Linked DNA regions of Homo sapiens: region 1 is linked to region 2. Evidence: chromatin loops called from intact Hi-C (ENCODE). Cell type or tissue: IMR-90. All regions are shown on one strand. Links, peaks and the distances in the headings refer to the core of each region. The heading gives the core; the rest is flanking DNA. Region 1 has its middle 110 kb from the start of TMEM164. Region 2 has its middle 8.2 kb from the start of KCNE5.

What was found. A loop is a pair of places that touch in the nucleus more often than their neighbours do. Peaks named below come from ENCODE experiments on the same cell type or tissue, not always from the same donor. Only the 100,000 strongest peaks of a DNase experiment are listed, where the experiment ranks them.
Region 1: a loop joins it to region 2, with 13 times the contacts of the local background. A loop is called at or near these places in 12 of 110 quality-filtered maps.

What each region holds. Positions count from the first base shown.
Region 1 is chrX:109,887,317-109,895,657 of GRCh38, reverse strand. No RefSeq gene overlaps it. Among named protein-coding and RNA genes, the nearest start is that of TMEM164, 110 kb to the left of the region's middle. RefSeq lists a silencer at 4,571-4,640 and an enhancer at 4,424-4,718. In IMR-90, for the core only: CTCF peaks have their summits at 4,560 (motif pointing right) and 5,795 (motif pointing right); a DNase peak (open chromatin) is centred at 4,567; H3K27me3 peaks cover 473 bases.
Region 2 is chrX:109,629,236-109,637,576 of GRCh38, reverse strand. No RefSeq gene overlaps it. Among named protein-coding and RNA genes, the nearest start is that of KCNE5, 8.2 kb to the right of the region's middle. In IMR-90, for the core only: CTCF peaks have their summits at 2,185 (motif pointing right) and 4,455 (motif pointing right); no DNase peak of the experiment used is centred there.

The DNA of each region.
Region 1 (8,341 bases), core at 92-8,091, 260 kb before region 2:
AGGGGAACATCACACACCGAGGCCTGTTGTGGGGTGGGGGGAGGGGGGAGGGATAGCTTTAGGAGATATACCTAATGTTAAATGACGAGGATTAATGGGTGCAGCACACCAACATGGCACATGTATACATATGTAACTAACATGCACGTTGTGCACATGTACCCTAAAACTTAAAGTATAATAAAAAATAAATAAATAAATAAACATTAACAATTTTTATAAATGGGTCAAAAATGTGATTATTTTCTATTCAAATTAATAATGCAAACACTAATACAATGTTACTTCAAATAATTAAGAAATTTTATCCAGTCGTTAGCTAAGTAATGAGGTCAAGTCATCCCCAGTAACTTCCTGTGATACCAAAGGGAATGTATTTTATCTCTAATGAAGCACACCTGGGTCTGTCATGCACTAGCAATGTGAATGTGAGCCTTTGGCTTCTGGGGGATTTTATTTCCTCTGCTATAGAATTGAAGGACTTTGTTTAAGGTGTCTTACAAAGACTTCTTGCTTTGCAAAAACATGTTGGGTAGTAAGAAGTAAATTTTTAAAGACATTTGGACTTTTTTTCTATCTGTAGAATAGCATAATTCAGAACTATTCCACACTGTTGTTCTGGAAAAATTTTCCTCATGCAATGTAAATGTAATGACTGACTTAAAAAGTCTGAAAATGAAGCATCAAAGAATAAAAATGTGGTTTAAAATCTTTAAAAAAAAAGAAATAGTAAAAATAAATAAATAAATAAATAAGGAAAGAAAGCAGGAAAAATAAAACTAAAAACAAACAAGAAATCTTGAAAGTAGCCAGAGAAAAACAATGAATTACCTATGGGGAAACACCAATTCAAATTACAGCAGATTTCTCATCTGATACCATGGAGGCAAGAACGAAGTGACACAACTTGAAAGTATGGAGACAGGAGAATTGTCAACTGCAAATTCTATATCTGGCAAAAATATTCTTAAGGAATGAGAGTGAAATAAAGCATTCTTAAATGAAGGAAAAACTAAAAGAATTTGTCACTAGCAGAACTCTTAAATAATAGCTAGGAGAAGCTCTTTAAACAGAAAAAAACGATAAAAGAAGGAATCCTGGCACATCAGGAAAAAAGTATATAAAACAAATATACTAGTACACAGAAGACATTATCAGTTTCCTCATGAGTTTTATAAGTCATGTTTGATTGCTGAAACAAAAATTATAACACCCTGTGATACTGAGGACAATGATAATTAAGACCATGGAAGATGAAGAAACATAAATAGAAGTGAGGTTTTCACACTTCACTTGAAGTAGTAAAATGCGATATCATCTAACCCCAGTTAAAATACCTTTTATCCAAAAAGCAGGCAATAACAAATGCTGGTGAGGATGCAGAGAAAAGGCAACCCTCGTAAACTGTTGGTGGGAAGGTAAATTAGTACAATCACTATGGAGAGCAGTTTGGCGATTTCTCTAAAAAACTAAAAGCAGAGCCACTGTATGATCCAGCCATCCCACTGCTGGGTATATACCCAAAGGCAAGGAAATCAGTATATCCAAGAAATATTTGCACTCCCATGTTTGTTGCAGCCCTGCTCACAAAAGCTAAGATTTGGAAGCAACCTGCGTCCATCAACAGATGAATGGATAAAGAAAAAGTGGTACATATACTCAAGGGAGTACTATTCAGCCATAAAAAATGAGATCCTGTCATTTGCAACAACATGGATGGAAGTGGAGATCATTATGTTAAGTGAAATAGCCAGTCACAGAAAGACAAACCTCATGTTTTCACTTATTTGTGGGAGCTAAAAAAAAAATTGAACTCATGGAGATAGAGAGTAGAAGGATGGTTACCAGAGGCTGGGAAGGATAGTGGGGGGTCAGGGGAAGTTGGGGATGGTTAACGGGTACAAAAAATAGTTAGAAAGAATGAATCAGACCTAGTGTTTCAGGATGCATACCACGTTCTCCATGATGTGTTTATTTCACATTGCATGCCTGTATCAAAACATCTCATGTACCCCATAAATATATTCACCTACTATATACCCACAAGCACTAAAAATAAAAAGTTTTTAAAACTAAGTCAGGATTGATCACAGACATAAACATAAAATGAAAAACTATAAAACTTTTAGAAAAAAATAGGAGGAAATCTCTGGGATCTAGAGTTCAGCAGAGTTTTTAGAGTCAGCCCTAAAAGCAGGGTTTATAGAAGGAAAAATAGTTCATCGAAAATTTTAAAACTTTTGCTCTGTGAAAGTACATATGAAGAGAATGAAAAGGCAAGCTACAGACTGGGAAAAAACATGTACGAATCACGTATCTGAGAAAGTACTCATGTCTACAACACACAAAGGACTCTCAAAACTCAATATTTGATAAATCCAGTTAGAAAATGGGCAAGATATATACAGACATTTTGCGAAGAGAATATACACATGAAGAATAAACATGTGAAAAGCTATTCAACATTGTTAACCATTAGAGAAATGCAAATTACAGCTACAATGAGATAGTACTACATACATATCAGAATGTCCAAAATAAAAAATAGTGGCAACACCACTATTAGTGAAGGTGTAGAGAAACTGAGTCACTCATACATTGCTTGTGGGAATGTAAAATGGTATGGCTACTCTGGAAAACAGTCTAGCAGTTGCTTTAAAAATTAAACACGTAGCTGGGCGTGGTGGCTCACACCTGTAATCCCAGCACTTTGGGAGGCCGAGGTGTCGGGGTCACTTGAGCCCAGGAGTTTGAGACCAGCCTAGGCAACGTAGGAGGATCCCCATCTCTACAAAAAAAAAAAAAAAATTAGCCAGAAGCACACCTGTGGTCCAGCTACTTGGGTGGGCTGAGGTTGGAGGATCGCTTGAGGCCAGGAGATGAAGGCTGCAGGGAGCCATGCTCATGCCACTGCACTCAGCCTGGATGACAGAGTGAGCAAAGTGAGACCCTGTTTCGAAAAAAACAAAAAAAAGTTAAACACGTGCTTACAATGTGACTTAGCAACTGCAATCTTGGGGATTTATCCCAGGGAAATGAAAACTTATATTTATGTAAGACCTGTAAATAAATATCACAAATGCCCTTCAATGGGTGAATGATTAAACTGAAGCTCATCCATACTGTGGAATACAACTCAGCAATAAAAAAAACTACATGCAACAGCCTGGATGAATCTTTAGAAAATTATGCTGAGTGAAAATAAGCCAGTCCCAGAAGTTACATATTGTACAATTCTATCTATATCATGTCTGTGAAGTGACAAAATTATAGAAATGAAGAACAGATTAATGGTTGCCTAGGTTTAAGGAGGTGGGGGGAGATGAATATGATTATAAAAGGGCAATAGGAGGGATCCTCAAGGTGATGGCACTGTTCAGTACTTTGACTATGTACTATAAGACCTACTGTTTTAGGATGCATACCCCATTTTCCATGATATGCTTATTTAACATGTGGTGGTATCCATCACATGAACTTACATGGATGATCAAATTATATAGAACTAAATACACATACACACATATGAGGATAAATATTAATAAAACCAGGGAAATCTGAATAATATAGGTGGATTGTATCAACATCACTATTCTTACTATGATATTACAGTTTTCCAAAATGTTACCATTGGGGAAAACTGGGCAAAATGTATGAGAGATCTTGCTCTTGTTTTTTTTAGCTGCATGTGAATCTGCAATTATCTCAATAAAAATGTCAATTAAAACAAATGGCCAGTGTTGCTGAGCTTAGTGGATGAGCAGGAGAGTGGTGAGCGACAGGTAGATGAGCTAAGCAGAAGACAGATTATCCACAGCCTAGTAACCCACGGAAAGACTTTGGATTTTATCCTAAACCCATTGGGAAGCCATTGGCGGGGAGTCACATGAATTTACATATATTTTAATAAATAATTCTGGTTGCTGTGTGGAGGGGCCAGAGTGGCAGCAGGGAGACCATTGTAGCAGGCCAATGTTTTTCCCTGTATTGCTACCATTGTAGCAAGAAATTTCTGCTAGCTTGGATCAGAAATGAGTGAAGATGGAGAGATGTGGATGGATTCAGGATATATTTTGGGGGTGGAGCTAACAGAAGTTCATAGCTGGATGGATGACTATGAAGTTCCCAGTCCGGGAATTTTCTGGAATGGGGCCACTTCTACACAAACACCCTGAGCTATTCTTATAGGACAAGTGAATTTTCAGAAATGGAATATACATTTGAGTACATGCCGACGGCCTGGCCTATCACATGGGATTGGTATCAGCCTTTCTGGTAGCTTTAGACATTAGAAATCTCAAGCTATGTGGAAATTTTTAAAATAGAATTACCAAAAAAAAAAATGGCTCCTCTTGGCAGACAGATTAGAAAAAAGAGGTCAACCTCCAGATGGATGCAGTCCTGTGCAGGGCACAAGGCTTGGTGAGAAGAGCATGAGCTTAATTTCATTCCCACATCCCTTTAGCCAGGCGCCATTGTGTGGAGCACAAAAAAAGCCCTGCAGCCCTGCTGCCCATACCTAGAAGCTTGAGTCCTGCCTGCTGTTATTGCTGCCTGTGGACACTAGGGGGCAGGGCAACTATGTAAATTAGGCCTTCCCTTGCGTTCTTGGGAGGGTCTGATGTGGTGGCCCACGGACGTGGGCTGGACTTCACCTTCAGGTAAAATCCGTTAGCTCCCAGAAGTTCCCAGGCTTAGCTGGTCTGGGAAATTAATTGCTCATTAATCTCTTTGAGACAGAAGAATTGGGCTGCCAACTCATTTGACTGGTAAAACTAACCCAGTTTCCTACAAGTTTGTTTATATCTTGCCAAGTGGAGCTATGGAATGTTTCTTAAAGCAGTTTAGAAATCTGAAAAAATCCAGTATAGTCCACATCACTCCAGTATAATTCCAACATATTCTGGCTTGCAAAAGGGATCCCACCGTATTGCCAGTCAGCCAGCTAGGGAAGAGTGTGATTTATGCAGTGTTTCCTTAGAACCCAATGTTTCCAGTTATAATTGTATCTGAGCAATCTGAGTCTAGTGGCCTCCCTTGTTAATCTCTTAGGTGGCAGCACCAATGGGGTTGAGAAGACAGGTCCGGATGATTGTGAGAATAGTTCCACAGCCTCCTTGCCTGTCACTGAGTGCACAGGGCACAGAGTACAAGCATTGCTTCCTAGTGGCTACTAGGTGGCCTCTAGCATCCCCAGCCTCGGGGACCATGTCAGCTCTGTCCAAGAGGATGGGCAGATTGTGTGAAGGTGTCAGGAGACTAGCAGAATGACATTTGGGAAAGATTTCTGAGTGCCAGATGGAAGGACATGGCTACAATAGGGCATGGCAGCAGAAGGAGACAGAGGGGAGCGTAGAGAGCCAGTGTGCTGTGTCAACCGGGGCTCAGAGAACCAAGGTGAATGGAATTAAGACAACTGAAGTGAAGCAGAAGGAGGCAAATCCAGAACAGAGGGACCCAATGCCCCCGTGGGGTTGTGTCATGTTGGTATTTCTCTGGAAAGACTGTGTCTAGTTAGTGCATGGGGCCAGGATGAGGAAAATAACAGTAAAGCATTCTGTACTTTTCTAGGCTGTCTCAGTCCTATGTAAAGGTGGTGGGGGATTTGCCCTGAAAGGTGTTCTGCAAGCCCCCCTCTCAGGATAACTATATTTGCGTGGTCAGCCTGGTACCCTGAATTATTATTGTTATTTTTAATTACAAACATGTGCTTTGAATCATTAACACAAGAGAGGTCTTGTGGAAGCCAAGACTGGCTGTGCAGCCGCGGATGAAGCCTGCTTTGCAGCAGAGGGCAGCATCCACTGGTTATAGTTCATTCCTGACCTGAACAAGCCTAGTGAAAACTTTAGGGAGATTGAACAGGGGAGGAGGATGTGGTCTGGAAAATGGGAAGGGGGTGGATTTCCTCATGTTTCATCTTCTCTTGCAATGTCATGGTGTATCTGGGGACTCGGTTGTTACTGAGCACTTCTCTCCATTGAGTACAGTAAAAAGTCATAGAGGAACCAAAGAAGCTGACAAGGACTTTGAGGGATTTTTGTTGTTGTTGTTTAATCCCCAAGGAACCTTGGATAAAAGAATGATTACTTTTGCAGGAAAAGTAGCTACTAGGATTGTTTGTGGTGTGGATTTCTTTTTTGTGACATGTAAAAACACTGGTTTTAATCTAGTTTTAACACCCTGAAAATGGTTTATCTCAATATGTGCTCATCTTCCTTCCCCTTTCCAAGGGGGCCCTCCTCAAGTTCCCCTATCAGTAGCTGTCTCACTTCCTCTTAAAAGTCCCCACCCAGTAGCTGCCACATTTCACTTTGGGAAGAGGAGTAACTAAGAATGGGTAAGCTGGCTCAGAGCTTCCTTGCCCTCCTTGTCAGGGGCTCAAATTGATCTGGATCCCCTCTCCCCAAGGTTATCCAGTAACATTACAGGGACCTGAGTGTCTGCAACTGAAGTGAACTCTTGGAGAAAGGCTTGTGTATGACTTGTACCCCTTTTGGCCCAAGAAAACTCAGACAAGTCTTAGCCACTTACTCATTGTAAGAAGCAGATACGGTGTTTGAACAGAGGTCTTTTGATTGCAAATTTAGCCCTCGCTTTATGACATTGGGAGGGTCTTCTGAATAATAGAAACTTGATTAATGCCCATTGAGAGGTCATGTATATGACACAGTGGTTAAAATCCCAGTGTCTGACAACTGATGTGTGTATGTGTGTGTGTGTGTGTGTGTGTGTGTGTGTGTGTGTGTTAAAGTATACATAACATAAAATGTACCATTCTAATCATTTCTGAGTATATAATTCAGTGGCATTAAGTCTATTCACAGTGCTGTACAATCACTACTATCTATTTCCAGAACATTGTCATCATCTCAAACAGAAACTCTGCACTGACAACTAGTTTTCAATTCAGGTTCTGCCACTTAGTAGCTGTGTAAACTTGTACAGAGTCCTTAATTTCTCAGGGCCTCAACTTCCTCATTTATAAGAAGAAGATAGTAATAGTACCTGCTTCATATGATTGATTGTGTGTATATAGTAATATTTATTCATATTAATGACTAATATCAATTGATTTGTTAATTGATGAATATTTATTCCGTATTTACTGAGTTTTTACTCTGTGTCAAGCACTATGCTTTAACTAGTGAGTGACAGGGTGAAGACTTAAACTCAGATTGGCTTGACCTTAGGGCTTGCATCTGTACTGCTTTTACTGTGAGGATTCAGTGAGATAAGGATGCTCAGTGCCTGCCACACAGCATTCCCTCAACCAATGCTAGCTAGTTATTTTAGTTATTTCTTTTTTTTAGAGATGCAGGTCTTCCCTCTGTTACCCAGGCTGACCTAGAACCCCTGGCCTCAAGTGATTCTCCCACCTCAGCCTCCCGAGCAACTGGGACTACAGGTGCAAGCCACTACTACACCCAGCTTAAATGCTATTTTATGGTTATCATTACTGCTGTCAAATTGAGTTTGAAACTCGTGCCTTAACTTCTCTGGTGACAGTAAGTTGCTCTCTCCTCCTGCACAGGGAATGTCACAAATAGCAATAAATTTTCCCTCCGTTTACGTAGGAAAAAGAGGTAGGCAGCCTCTCTGATGGATGTCTGACTAACCACATCTATTTGCCACCCAAGAACTGCCACCCTGGTCGGGTGTGGTGGCTCATGTTTGTAATCCCAGAACTTTGGGAAGCCAAGGCGGGCGGATCACTTGAGGTGAGGAGTTCGAGACCAGCCTGGTCAGTATGGTGAAACCCCATCTCTGCTAAAAATACAAAAAAATTAGCTGGGTGTGGTGGCGCATGCCTGTAGTCCCAGCTACCTGGGAGGCTGAGGAAGGAGAATGGTTTGAACCCGGGAGGTGAAGGTTGCAGTGAGCCGAGATCGTGCCACTGCACTCCAACCCGGGCAACAGAGCAAGACTCTGTCTCAAAAAAACAAACAAACAACAAAAAAAAAAGAAAAGAAAAGAAAAGAAAGAAAAGAAAAAAAAAAAAAAAAAGAAGAACTGACACCCTAGCTGCATGGCTGGAGGATATCCATCTCTTTCTCCATTTTTCGCCCCTTGTAGGCCAGGCGCCTGGCAGGGCAAGCAGTGACAAAGGCTATCTTCGAAGGGTGAAGAAGAATGAAGGAAAAATCCCTTTTAGCCCCTGATTTCCATAGCTACTCTCACCTCCCCTCCTCTACCCACTACCAAGACCCCTGCCTCCCCTGCAGGCAGTAGATAACAGTGTCAAGGGAGAGAAAAAGGGAGAGAATCCTATCCTTCTCAGCCAGTCATGCTACCCCTGAAGTTTTCCCACCTCACCCTCTTGTTCTTTCAGTGCCAGTCT
Region 2 (8,341 bases), core at 160-8,159:
ATGTCGAGGGGTGAGGGGCACAGGGAGGGAGAGCATTAGGACAAATACCTAATGCATGTGGGGCATAAAACCTAGATGGCGGGTTGATAGGTGCAGCAAACCACCATGGCACATGTATACCTACGTGACAAACCTGCATGTTCTGCACATGTATCCCAGAACTTAATAAAAACAAAAAAAGGGGCTGGGCATGGTGGCTCACGCCTGTAATCCCAGCACTGTGGGAGGCCGAGGTGGGCAGGTCACGAGGTCAGGAGATTGAGACCATCCTGGCTAACATGGTGAAACCCTGCCTCTATTAAAAATACAAAAAATTAGCCGGGCGTGGTGGCATGCGCCTGTAGTCCCAGCTACTCGGAAGGCTGAGGCAGAAGAATTGCTTGAACCCAGGAGGCGGAGGTTGCAGTGAGCCGAGATTGCACCACTGCACTGTAGCCTGGGCGACAGAGCAAGATTCTGTAAAAAAAAAAAAGACGGCACATAAATGGTTCAGCAGCGGGATAGGTAAAGGCCTCAAAGGAAAAATTATGTCCTCGGTGTCATTGTTCTGGGAGGAATAACACATTCTGAATCTTTAACTGTCTGGAATAAATTTAGTTCCCTTGTATTTACATATTTGAAGACAATGAGTGAAGCAATATTTCCACAATAGCAGTAATTAGGAAATGTATAGCCTTCGTGTAACAGAGGTGTATATAGCACCTCTGTAGATGTGCTCAGCAGAAGAGTTTTAAGTTGTTGATATAACAAATTCATTGTGATCTTTACTCCAGTATGTTCTCCAGTATGTTAAACTCATCTCTCCCAGTGGTTCTTCACCCTGGCTGCACTTAGGAATCACATGGGAAGGTTAAAAACAACAACAAAACAGAAAAACAATTTCCATACCTCATCCTCCCTCACTGGCCAATGGAGGCCATCCTGCTAGATATTTCAATTCCTTTATTAGCATTTATCTTTAGGATTAAATAACAAAATAATTCACAGAGGAGTGGACAGTCTTCACGGTTAACCAAGGAAGGAGGCTCCTAGTTAACTGTTGGCTCTTCTAACTCTTCCTTCTTGGTAGGATCAATTTTTCTTTCACTTTGGCAGGTGTATTAGTCTGTTTTCATACTGCTATAAAGAGCTACCTGAGACTGGGTAATTTATAAAGGAAAGAGATTTAATCGACTCACAGTTCAGCATGGCTGGGGGAGCCTCAGGAAACTTAAAATCATATCAGAAGGTGAAGGGGAAGCAAGGCACCTTCTCCACAAGGCAGTAGGAAGGAGAAGTGCCGAGCAAAGGGGGAAAAGCCCCTTATAAAACCATCAGATCTTGTGAGAATTCACTCATTATCATGAGAACAGCTTGGGGGAAACTGCCCCCATGATTCAATTACCTCCACCTGGTCTCTCCCTTGATATATGAGGATTATGGGGATTACAATTCAAGATGAGATTTGGGTGGGGACACAAAGCCTAACCATATCAGCAAGTTAGCTAGCTATTTCCTTTATCACTAAAAAGAATGAGAGATTCTGAGAGGATGAGATATAGAATCAGAACATTTCTTGGAAGACACTCCTAAGGGTATCACAAATTAAAAATGGGCTCTAGTGGTGGTGGAGGGACACTTGGGAGTGCTAAACACCAAGTTTCCCATTTCATATTTTTGCCTTGAGGTTATAATAAATCAATCAAACAAAAACAAAGGGAAAAAGGAAAAGAGAGAGTATGCTGAAATTCACCCACGCATGTGTCTCTCCAGAGTGACTTTTGCAGTAGAAATCTGAAAATAATTATTTTGAGGTTCAGGTATTTATTTTTGCACCTGGCTATTTGCTAGCCTATGAAGTTATAAGAAGCTTCAAATTAGATATACATATACGTACATATAAATTACAGACATGTCGACATATACTTTCTTCTTTATGGCCAACTGCTCTTCTTACATATGGCTTTCTCACCTTAGCTGTATCTTCGACATTCCTTACCATAGGGCACTCCATGCCCCACATTCAGTTTCGGATGTTGAATAGCATGTATCAACATAGGAAAGTGGCAATGTGGCTCTCCAGGAGTAGGTGAGGGACAAGGCCAGAGAGAAAAATCAAGAAGCCCTCCTGCCTAGATACTGACTGAGGGAGGAATATAGAAAAACGAGCTGAAATCGCTCAAGTGTGCTCCCCAGCCTTCCTCTAGGTGGCATCATTTCTCACCCAGATCTACATTTTATTACCCATCAAGATTCATGGTGGTGACAGGATTAACCTTTCTCAGGGAGTCCAAGTGAAGGAAAGGATATGGAATCTTCTGTTACATTTCAGCAGGAGTCTTTGTTTTCTCTGCAAGAGGCCCCCCTGGGCTCTCTTTGCTTGTGAACTCTTCCTTTTTGCTTATGGTATAAACAATAGCTCTCTGGATCCCATCTCCTCGGGTTGTGGGCTATCTTGGTTAGCCTTTGGTTTTGCTCAGAAGAAGGCAAACTCCAAAACCAACTGGCCTGGAGCTGCAGGGACTCAGCATCCTGTTTCCAGGAGTAAGATTGTACAAATATGTTAGCTTGAGCTGTTGACTTCATTCTCTCTCTTAAAACTTTAGGAGTTTCTCTTTTACAAGTTTTAAAGACAGACTGAGCACTGGACTTTTCTTAGGTAGCAAAGCCATTTTTGTTTTAAAACCCTGTGAAGTTCCAATACTCTTAGATTTCCTTTGTCTTAAAACATGGCACTTAAATGCTTCTGGCCCTTCTTGTGTAGTATTGCTAGGTGTTATGAAGATACAAAAAAGTTCTTGTGCTATTAGCACATGATGTCAGACCATGAGGGTGAATGAGAAGCTGAACTGTGAGCTGAAGATTCTACATATGTAGGAATCTGGAAAAGACAAAGAGTCTTTCAGGATTCAGTTGCCTGAGAAGGCCTCCAGTCTGAGCCTACTACTGAAGAGGTGAGAGTGACTTTTACCAAATTCCAGATAATAACAAGGAGCATGCATTCATTCAAAGCAGCATCCTCTCTGCCCACTGCACCATGAAATTCCTGTTGCTTTCACCCCATGTAGTCCTTGAAGGCCCTATCGGTCCTCATGGACTACATGGGGTGAAAGCAACAGGAATTTCACGGGTTATAGCTTGAGGTTCTATACCAGAGATCTCCAAGAGATTCCTCATGCACCTAAGATATTGATGCCTTCTGCCTTTGGGGTGGCCAGAGCTCCCTGGCAGGTTGCTTTTTTATCCATTTATCCCAGGGAGCCAATATATGTTATCTATGTGTGCTATGTGGTAAAAACTGTTAGAAAGCACCATTTCAGATGTATCCCTCTTCTTGGAGAGCTTTGGTAGCACATGGTCTCAATGATTTGTTTTCCTGTTTGTAGTCCAAGTTACACAGGCTCTGTCAAAGTAGAAACTGTGTCTGTCTCATATGCTGTTATAGATCTAGTGCCTGCCACTGTGCCTAGCACATAGTACATGCTCAGAAAATATTTCATGAATGAATGAATGAGGAAGTCTAGGCCTTGAAGGATGAGTAAAATTTGGATAACCTGGAAGGGTTAAGGGTTTGCAAGGGTGATGAGCAATAGGAATAGAGTCAAATATGTTTGTGGTGTATGCCAGGCACAATTTGGAGGCAATGAGAAATTATCAGATCCCATCATGCCTATTTAACATAATGCTGAGTGAATAAAGAGCCACTGAAGCATCATTGCTGACAAGCAAAGTAGAAATTAGAACAAACAGGTGGTAATCGACACAACCATGTTTCTCTTAGCATCTAATTTCAAGTCAAACTCTGTGTGTCCACTATGGAAACAATGTCTCACGTGGTCAGGGGACTAATTCCAATAATTCCTAAATGTTCCCATACCATCTTGTAGCTTAGAAGCCCTCGCTGCAATCCCTGGTACCCCAGAGGCAAAGGAACACTATGCTGTCATCCTTCACAATGTGGGATTAGAGGAGTAAACCCTGTTGTTACAGGCATTGTTTTCCACATGGAGAAATGATCCTAGTGACTATTTCATACTCAAAACTTATGTCAGGTGTCACATCCTTAGGGAAATGTGCCCTGAGCTCTCTGAGGTTGAGTCAAATGCTCCTCTCTGGTTCCCACTGCACCATACGTTTAATGTTAATGAAACAACCACAGCCAACATTATTGAGCATTTCACATGTTCCAGGCATTATGTTCAGTACTTTACATAAGTTATCTTATTCAATCCTTGCCACAAAATCCTATGGTAAGCGCATGGTTATTATCTCCATTTTACAATCGAGGAAACTGGAGCAAAGATAAAATGGGTGCAGCAAATCAACATGGCACATGTATACCTATGTAACAAACCTGCACATTGTGCACATGTACCCCAGAACTTAAAGTATATATAAAAACCTAAAAATAAATAAATAAAGACATATGAATTAAAAGAAAAGAAAAACATTCTGAATGAGGAGAAATGAAAACTCCAGTCCTCCACCAGATGGTGCTGTGGGAGTCCAAAAGAAAAGTGCCCTCGGACCTCTTCCTTTCCCACTCCTTTCCCAAGAATACTCCAAATATCCGCATTTTTGTTTCTTTGTTTTTCTTTTTTCTTTTCCAGAGAAGCCTGAGTGGGTGGGAGAAACATTTTCAAGATAATGTTTAGGCAGGAATTGACATGAGTTTGATAATTTTATTTATGACTTTATGTTTTGGCCCAAAAGGCAAGATTGACCTTATTTCACTCCACCCTTTTAGATTCATGTACTTATTTCAAAGATCTCAAAGTGGTTTTTGCACCCTTGTCACCATTACAAAGCTGGAAATAAAATCTGAATTGCCCAAAGCATTGGAGGAGGCCGTGCAGTGGAGTGAAAACGTCTCCTGACTGCGAGGCAGTCTGATGGCTCTGCCATTAACTAATGAGAGACTTCAGGCAAGTCCCTTCTCCTCTCTGGACCTCAGTAGCTCCGCCTTTACAATAAGAGGGTTAGATGAGACTTCCAACCCTGAAATGTTTTATTTTCCCTGATAGTTTCTATACAAAGGACAGTAGACAATAAAAAAGATAACTGACCTCTGGTTCAAATCTCAGCTTGACCACCTATGAGCCAATCGAATTTGGACAAGTTACTTAACCTCTCTGCAACTTAATTTCCTCATCTGTATAATAGGAATACTGTTTTACCTACCTCAGAGGGTTGTTGTTAAGGATTAGGTGAGATAATGTATGTAAAGTGTTTAACACAGTGTTTGTCACTTTCAGTAAAAGCTATTATCACATAGAGCTTACCCTCACAATGTAGCAATTTCCTAGAGCTTGGGTGTTCATTTAGTAGTCATCAAAATTGGGGGAAGTTTTAAGTACTAAGCCACAAACAGTCAGGCTTGGCCCTTTTATAAGTATAATGATAAATGCATTTCATGGGTGCACTGCAAGGCTAAGTATGCAATTGAAGCAGAGAGCTGCACAAGTAACCATAAACAATGGGAATCCTCTCACACTGTTGGTGGGAGTCTAAAATGATACAAGCCACTTTGGGAAAATGTCTGGCAATTTCTTATAAAACTAAAGTACATCTTTCCCATGACCCAGCATTTCCACACCTAGGTATTTACCCAAGAAAAAGGAAAACATATGTCCACAAAAGGAATTATATGAGAACATTTAGAGCAGCTTTATTTTTAATAGCCAGAAGTTGGAAACAGACCAAGTGTTCATCAGTAGGAGAATGGATAAACAAACTGTGGTATGGTCACACAGTGGAGTACCACTCAGTAATAAAAAGGAACAAACTACTGATACTCGCAACAGCATGTGTCATGATTTATGTATCATATATGTGAATTATGTATCATTATGTATCATGTATTAGCATGAGCCTCAAAAACATTAAGCTGAGTAAAGTAAGTCTTATTCAAAAAAGTCCATGCCTTATGATTCCATATATATGAGCTTCTATAACAGGCAAAACTAATCAATGACGGAAAAAAAACAGTGGCTGCCTCTGGGAGTGAAGGGAGAGGATTGCCTATGAAAGGATGAGAGGACATGTTCTTGAGTAGTAGTCTTTATCTTAGTAGGGGTTACATTTACCAAAACTCAGAAAATATGCAGTTAATATTTATATATCTCATTGTATGTATATTTTACTTCAAAAGGAAAAAAGAATAATAAACAAATATTGGACTATAGTTAATGATAGGTATGGAGAAAGTGCTTAGGAGTGAAGTGCATACTGATGTATGCAACTTCAAAAAAAAAAAAGATAATGAATAGACAAATAGATAGAGGGAGGAGTGGATAGGTGAGGGATGAATAAAGCCAGTATAGGAAAATATTAGTGGTAGAATCTAGGTGGTTACTAGATATCCTCTGTAAAATTCTGTCAATGTCGCTATATGTTTGAAATTTTACACAATATATACTTTTTTTTGGAAAAATGTAACTTCAAAGTTTCACAGTCCCCACAGAGTGAATCTTTTTCAAAGTTGGTAAGTTTCATTACGGGAAGGCAGACCTCAGACCTAGGTAAAAATTTCCTGAGCACATATTATGTGCCAGGCACTGTGCCAGGCATGGTGAGGGGTACAAAGAGGAAGAACACAGCACCTGCCCTCATGAGGTCTGTAGGGGCCATCTGATGAGCCCATCCGTCACTATTATTCTACGCTATGAGATTGCTAAGGACAGTGAGATTTCATCTAGTTGAGAAGGTGTGTGGCATTGAAGACATTTTGGGTAATTAGTGCTGTAAGTAGGGTTGGACAGCATCTTCAGGCCGGAGCACAGAGAGTCTTGAAGGCCACAGTAAGGTGATCATTTGGAAGTCTAGTGGACCCATTCAAGAATTTTGAGCCAAGGAGTGACATCTTTAGGAATTTACTGGGAGAAAGGGGCAGGTGTGATAGATGCCATTGCTTTACGGGGGTTGGCAGGCAAGGGAGCTTTTCAGGTACCTGCAATGAGCAACGGGAGCAGCTGGAAGCATCCATAAAGAGAGGTTCAGAATGACCAGGACAGCCCCAAAGCCTAAGGAGATGAGATCTTGGTTTGATCCCCTGGGAAATGGGAAGCCATTTAGTCTGTGCCTCTGTCCTACTTCTTTGCCCAAGGATGTTGTGGCTCTGTAAGGCCATACTGGTTGTTCACAGTCAAAATCTATTCTGATGGTTTGTTAGTCCATTCTGATTGACCAGCATTGAAGATATACTGCTGTTGAATCCATACCTGCCCACCTCATAAGGTTGTTATAGGGTTAATTAGTATAATGTATGTAATATGCCTGGCATATGCTAGACACTTGATAAATGAAATCAGGGACCAAATTTGATGCTCCAGTATGTGGCCTGAATATAGGAGGATATCAGCACAAGCCCACGAAGATCTCCAAGAAGTCTCTAAGTAAGGCATTTGAAGCTCCTGAGGCCCATTCCAACCTACAAATATTGTGATCTTTATCAAACCCCAGTTAGTCTGAAATGCTGTGTATATTCCCATGGAAAAACTGAGAAGCCCCAGTTGGATTAAGGAACCGTCTAATTTATTCTCATCAGTCTTTTGAGAACAGACCTACTGTGGTGGCTTATGGCAAACCATACCCTCAAGATTGTGCTGCTAGGAGGAGGTAGAGAAGCTTGCAGCATAGCCTGGGACAGTGAGCTCAGACCACCTGGAGTCTTCCTTTTTCCAAACAAGGCTTTGGACTCTAGTGCTTAGAGATTGGGCCCAGAGTCTCAGTTCTCTCCAAATTCTGGCTGGTCGTCCTGCCCACTACTTACCCAGCTCCACATCCTGGCACTCCCTATTTGTCCCCAGTTCACAAAGAAGTTGTCTGTGAGAGTTATAAAGGCACAGACTGTTCACCGATGTGACTTGCTCACCGATGTGTCTCTAGGACCCAGCACAGTGCTTCACACAAAGTAACATGTAATAAATATTTGTTGAATGAATGAATGAATGAATGAATGATTCCTTCTCAGTCTTTAGTTGGTGCCTCATGAAGCCTTCTTTCTTTCTCTCCTTTAGAGCCCACTGTGGCTTTGCCAGCCTTCTGGACTCCGACAGTGCTTACCATCTGTGTCTGTCCTTTGGCAACTAGCCAAACTCAACTCAGTTCAATTCAACCAACTTCCATAGAGCTGCACTGTTGGCAGGAAGCACTCACAGTCTCAAGGAATGGGGAAAGCATTTCCTATCCATGGCGCCTCAATTGTACTTTTAAAACAAACTTGGCATGGAAGAGAACCTTTCCCGAGACTCTTTGAAAGTCTAAATACATGATTGTAAATTACTTCCCTTTGTCAACACCCTTGATTACCATTTTGGAAATGAGTTCCAGGTGATGGATAAACAGATGATTATTTGACAGG